Regions from separate parts of the Homo sapiens genome. Here region 2 is linked to region 1. The links are chromatin loops, found by intact Hi-C in ENCODE. Cell type or tissue: OCI-LY7. All regions are shown on one strand. Links, peaks and the distances in the headings refer to the core of each region. The heading gives the core; the rest is flanking DNA.

Region 1 (2,906 bases), core at 261-2,760:
CTCACTTTCCCCACTTGTAAAATGGGGACAAACAGCCTACCTTGCTTTTGGCATCCAGTTCAGGATTTGCAGAAGGCTTGATGCTTCAAGATCTGACCTCCTCTGTGACGTGTATTGCTCTTGGAGGCAGGGCTAGGTGGTGGTTGTGGGGTGTCACTGTTGGGAGTCACACAGACCTGGGTTCAAATCCCAGTTCTGCCCCTTGCAAACTGAATCACATTCAGCAAGTGACTTGATCTTGTTGATCATCTGTCTAGGCTTTTCTGTAAACTGTGCACAGTGTGATGATATTACCACTTCACAAGGTTTTATGTGAGGGTGAAATGAGATTCTATACATCTGGCACAGAGCAAACTATCTATCTATCTATCTATCTATCTATCTATCTATCTATCTATCACCTATCTATCTTTTTTGAAATAGGATCTCACTCTGTTGCCCAGGCTGGAGTGCAGTGGCATGATCTTGGCTCACTGCAACCTCCATGTCCTGGGTTTAAGTGATCCTCCCATCTCAGCTTCCCTAGTAGCTGGGACTACAGGCACACACAGGCTAATTGTTTTTTTGTTTGTTTGTTTGTTTTTGAGACAGAGTCTTGCTCTGTCACCCAGGCTGGAGTGCAGTGGTGTGATCTTGGCTCACTGCAATCTCTACCTTCTGGGTTCAAGCGATTCTCCTGCGTCAGCCTCCTGAGTAGCTGGGATTACAGGCATGTGCCACTGCACCCGGCTAATTTTTTTGTATTTTTAATAGACACGGGGTTTCATTCTGTTGGCCAGGCTGGTCTTCAACTCCTGACCTCAAGTGGTCCACCTGCCTTGGCCTCCCAAAGTGCTGGGATTACAGGCTTGAGCCACCGCGCCTGGCCAGAAGATCCATAGTTTTTAAGGAACAAAATCAGGGTGGTGATTATTTTGGTGGCTTCTCGTTTTTAATCTTTTCAACCAAGGTCATAAACATTTTTCTCTTGGAGTCCTCTGAATTGCACTTCCTGATGGCCCAAGTAGTAATGTCATTGTAAAAACCTTCCCCAGAGGAGGGCCTGGTAGGCAGCCAGCTTATGGGTGACAGTATGTTAGAAAACAGTGAAGCTCTGGGGTCAGACAGATGTGCGTTGAAATGCAAGGCCCACCGCTTGCTGGCTGGGTGACCTTGAACAAGTCACTTATCCTCACTGAGCTGGGTATTAAGGGACTAGTGGACCCCTGTCCACACCCAGGTATAAAGCAATGTAGTCCTCTGCTTCTAAAGGCACCCTCCTCTCTTTGTTAAGTCTTTAATTAGCTTAGGCTACGAGTAGTAAATCCAGAGGCTATGCAGGAACTGCTAATGAGCAAAGCTTCCTGGCCATGAGACAATAGGTAGAGGTGGGGAGTATGGCAGATTTGAGAGCACATGCCTTGTCTAAAGTGGGCAGCAGCTTCTCAGCTCGAACCCGTATTTATTAGCTGGGATGCAGTCTAAAAGTGGATAGAGTTTTCAATTTTTCAAAATAAATGTGAGGCCTAGATTTTTTAAGCAGTATCTCCAGATTTTAAGGCAGTTGGCATGGCTGCCGGCTGGCTTTCCAGGGCCGCCAGATTGTAACCCCTTTGTAGCCGGTAGTGGAAGATGGCAGGGGAACGCAGGAAGAAAAGACTCAAAGGACTATTACAGCAAAATGAGCCCATTACTGTGTCTGGCCACCAGGGGGCAGTAATTCACCTGACATCACTTCCCTCCTTCAATCTCCTTGTCAGGAGTTTACACTCAAAAAATTTTAACTCTCGACTTTGTCTGCATTCAGCTGTGTTGAATGCACAAAATATGGTCCCTGAAGCGATATTGAAAAGTTGGCTTTCTCCATCTTAAGCATTCTGTACTAGGTGAAAATTGCCTCCCCGTGGCCCACGGAGGAGTTTTCTAAACGCTTACCTTGACACATGACAAAGAACCCAGAAAGTGGCTGCATGGGAAATATGTCCATTATGCAAAACAAAACAAGACAAAAAACCCTTCTGCATGTTTAAGGAACAGCAGTCAAGCGCTTCTTGCTGGCAGAGTCGGATTCTATTGCTTAGGAAAAACAAAACTCCCCGGCTTGAGGCTACATGGCATTGAGTTGGCTGCAGAATGACTCAACTTCATTAAAAAGAAAATACACCACACCTGTTCTTGCTTCTTCATTTCTCTCATCTTTCCCCACCCCTGATTTTTTTTTCTCTGTCTAACTTAATGCTGTGGCTGAAAAAGAGAGCCCAGCAGCCCTTCTCCCTGCTACTGATTAATCCTCCTTTTAAAACATACCTGGTGGGGGCCAGGCGCGGTGGCTCACACCTGTAATCCCAGCACTTTGGGAGGCCGAGGCGGGCAGATCACGACGTCAGGCGATCGAGATCATCCAGGCTAACACAGTGAAACCCCGTCTCTACTAAAAATACAAAAAATTAGCCTGGCGTGGTGATGGGCGCCTGTAGTCCGAGCTACTCGGGAGGCTGAGGCAGGAGAATGGCGTGAACCCGGGAGGCGGAGCTTGCAGTGAGCTGAGATCGCACCACTGCACTCCAGCCTGGGCAACAGAGCGAGACTCCGTCTCAAAAAAAAAAAAAAAAAAGAAAAGACATACCTGGTGGGGTCAGACCCAGTTTCTGAGGCATCCCCAAGAAACAGGGCTTGGGGGACCCCATGTGAGTGTCCCTGGGCTAAAGGCTTGTGTTCTGGCCTCAGGATGTTTCTCATGTCGTATGGTCTCAAATCACCAATATTTCAAAACTCAGACATGCAGATGAGTGTTGTTTTCAAAGCAAATCATTTGGGGAAGTGGTACTTCTTACTTGGAAAAAATTAAACGTAACTGCTTTTCACCTGTTGAACAACTATTTTATTTCTTAAAAACAACATGAGATCATTACAGATATAGAATCCAC
Region 2 (2,906 bases), core at 246-2,745, 600 kb after region 1:
CTGAACATCTGAAGGAACAAACTCCGGACACACCATCTTTAAGAACTGTAACACTCACCACGAGGGTCCGTGGCTTCATTCTAGAAGTCAGCAGACCAAGAACCCACCAGAAGGAACCAATTCCGGACACACCAGGGGCAGATATTACACTATCTAGTTCATGTAGGGGGCAATGTCTCCTCATGCAGCAGGAAATGGGGAATGATGGAGGCCCGTTCCAGGACATGCTAGGAAATTCCCAAGGAAGTGGGGGCTATGCCCAGGGAGGTTGCATAATCTTGAGCAAATCACTTACACATACATCTTCGCCCATTCTCCAAGCAAGCTTTGCTTTACAGGACCCCTGGCAGCCATTTTTCCTAGCAGCCTTAAACAGAGGAAATTCCAGCTCAGAAAACTCAAATTTCAATTTTTGAACATGAAAATAGCAGGAAGGACCTGGAAGGCCACTTACAGCAGCCCAAAGAGTGAGGAAGTTAGATGCTGCCTGGAGGACTTCCCAGCCCTCTCCTCAGCCCAAGGAGAAGAGGATAAATCCCTCTCTGCCCCACACTGTCTCCTTCCCTGTCAGCAGAGGAAAGCCTGCTGGAGAAAGAATGGAAGGTGCCCCTTACAGGGCTGGGCAGAAGCAGAGAGGATTTATTCCAAGGGGTAGCCTCGTCCTGCAGAAATGGAGCCCTCCAGGGATCTGGATAGACTCCTGGGGACAGGCTAGTGCCTTCTTAGAGTGCAGCCTTTAACCCTAGGGGGACTGGGAGGAGGAAGTGCAAGACGCCTGGCAGGTTCTGCGCTTCCAGGATGAGCTGCTTCCAAACCATGAAAACATATCATCATTTGAAAGGGATGTGGGGCTTCAAGGCTTGTAGATGGAATACATATGACAACCATAACATAAAGAGCCACATGAATGTATATGACTGTTAGGCTTTCACATATTACTCGAGTTGGTAAGATACACCTCTTATTAGACTGAAAAGTGTGGCATAAATATTCTAATCCCCAGAACAACCACCTAAAAATAATTCCATACACATTCAAGACAAAATGGATAAAATGAAAAGTCCTATGTCAAGGAGATAAGACTAATGCAACCAAAACCATCTACATACAGGTTATGGGTGAATAAACATCCACCCAGAAGTTTTCATTTCTCTTGGGCAAATACATGGAACAGGATTGCTGGGTTATAAGGGAAGCATGTCTCTCTCCACCTGTCCTCCCCACCACAAGAGACCCCGTCAGAATCTGTTTAGCCCTTGAGGGGCTCTTCCCAATTCCGCTGGAGAAAGGGCAGGACATCTCGAGGGTGCTGACCCCAAAGCTGCCACCTGATGGCGCAGCAGTTCTCGCCCTCCTAGCCCAAGGGATCCCCGTCCTACGCCGTCCCCTGTCAGCGCTGGGGCCCCAGTGCGGGAGGGCCAGCTGCATTTCCCCATGAGCCTGTCTCCCTCATACCAAACACCCTCCACCGGCAGCTGCCCCCTGTGCACATTCCTAGGGTGATCTCTGCCCCCTCCCTTTCCTCCCCGGTGCGCCTTCCTTGCGGGTTCCATGAGCATGCGCGCCCATTCTTGGCTCACACATTCCAAAGGTGCATCCCAGCAACAGGCCCAACAGTGCAGGATGAGCCTTTGGCTGAGTTGGCAGCCAAGGAGAACTCGCCAACCTCGCTGTGCTGCCAAGACCTGACTTGACACTACTGCTCCCCTTTGCCCGTTACCCGTGAAAGCTTTGCTCCACAGCGCCCCCTGCAGGGGGCTGGCAGGGCAGCTGGCTGCCTGCCCTTGGCCCGTTCCTTGGCTGCCCCGGCTTCTGCACTTACCCTTGGTCCTGGACCAACTCCAAGAATTCAGTGACTTTACACTGGCTTTTCTTAGAGCCTCTTGGAGACAACATCCTAAGATACTGCAGACCCTGTGTTTTGTTTTTGGTTTTGAAGGCCCTCTGAGGGCCCTCAAATGGACCCTGAGGAAATGGATACCTGAGCAGGACAAGGACCTTGGAGTCACAGAGGTTCTCGATAATTAGAGAAAGGGGCCTGATGATACTGGGGGTGCACAGATCACATTTAGGTCCTTGAGGGTCAATGGAGGCCTCTCTTCTGTCGTGCCCAAGTCTGGGCCTCTGCAGAGAGACCTCCATGCCCAGAAATCAGAAGTCAGATTGAACAAGAAATCCCAGCCTTTCTAGGTGAGCTCCTGCCCCCAAAATGCTGTCTCCAGCTCACACAGCACCACAGGAGGTTTCCCGCCACTGAAGAGGAGGAGGGGGCCAGCCTCATTCCTCTCCCGGCTGCCCCTCCGGAGCTCAAAGACAGTGAGTGAGGAGGGACCCTGGTCTCCCTCTTTGGCTACAGAGGTTTCCCAGAGGAAGATCTGGAGTGAAAAGGCAGCAGATGCAACACAAGGGCAGAAACTCACCTCCAAGAATGGCTCCCTCGCATCCACAGTACTGGCCCCTTCGATGCAAGTTTCCTCTGCTGCCATGCAGGCGAGGGGAGCCTCTGACGCTGTACCTCCCTCCCAGCTGGGGTTCCGACTCACGGCTGAAGACCTGGACCTGGAGAAGGAAACAGTGCTGCTATGCATCAAAAGTGCATTGTGGGGTGAGGCCAAGGCCATCCGGGACTGGGGAGCCTTGCAGCCTTCCCATATTTTGCCACCACCTGCGGCAGCAATGGCTCCTCTGCCCACTGCCTCTCCAGACCCCCTCCACCCTCTGGGACTAATGCACAGGAGGAGGGACGCAGGACGCAAGACTGCCCAGGCCCAGTAGCCCTCCTGGAATCTGCTGCAGTGGCTACCTCTATGCCTCCTGTGTCTGGGAGGAAGCACAGCTCACCAGGGCCCCTGTTCTCCCCCTTAGAGCTCCATCCAGTCACCTCTTCATACTTCCTGGTCTCAGCC

Evidence for each region. Hi-C counts contacts between places; a loop is a spot of excess contacts. Peaks named below come from ENCODE experiments on the same cell type or tissue, not always from the same donor. Only the 100,000 strongest peaks of a DNase experiment are listed, where the experiment ranks them.
Region 2: a loop joins it to region 1, with 5 times the contacts of the local background. A loop is called at or near these places in 38 of 110 quality-filtered maps.

Annotation. Positions count from the first base shown.
Region 1 is chr12:108,510,911-108,513,816 of GRCh38, reverse strand. No RefSeq gene overlaps it. Among named protein-coding and RNA genes, the nearest start is that of FICD, 2.9 kb to the left of the region's middle. RefSeq lists a silencer at 565-750. In OCI-LY7, for the core only: CTCF peaks have their summits at 1,487 and 1,689 (motif pointing right); a DNase peak (open chromatin) is centred at 1,686; H3K4me3 peaks cover 420 bases.
Region 2 is chr12:107,911,348-107,914,253 of GRCh38, reverse strand. It overlaps LOC105369964 (a long non-coding RNA gene), which reads right to left and starts at 1,503. Exons shown (of 4, transcript XR_945320.2): 1 at 296-1,503. In OCI-LY7, for the core only: CTCF peaks have their summits at 1,538 and 1,747 (motif pointing left); no DNase peak of the experiment used is centred there.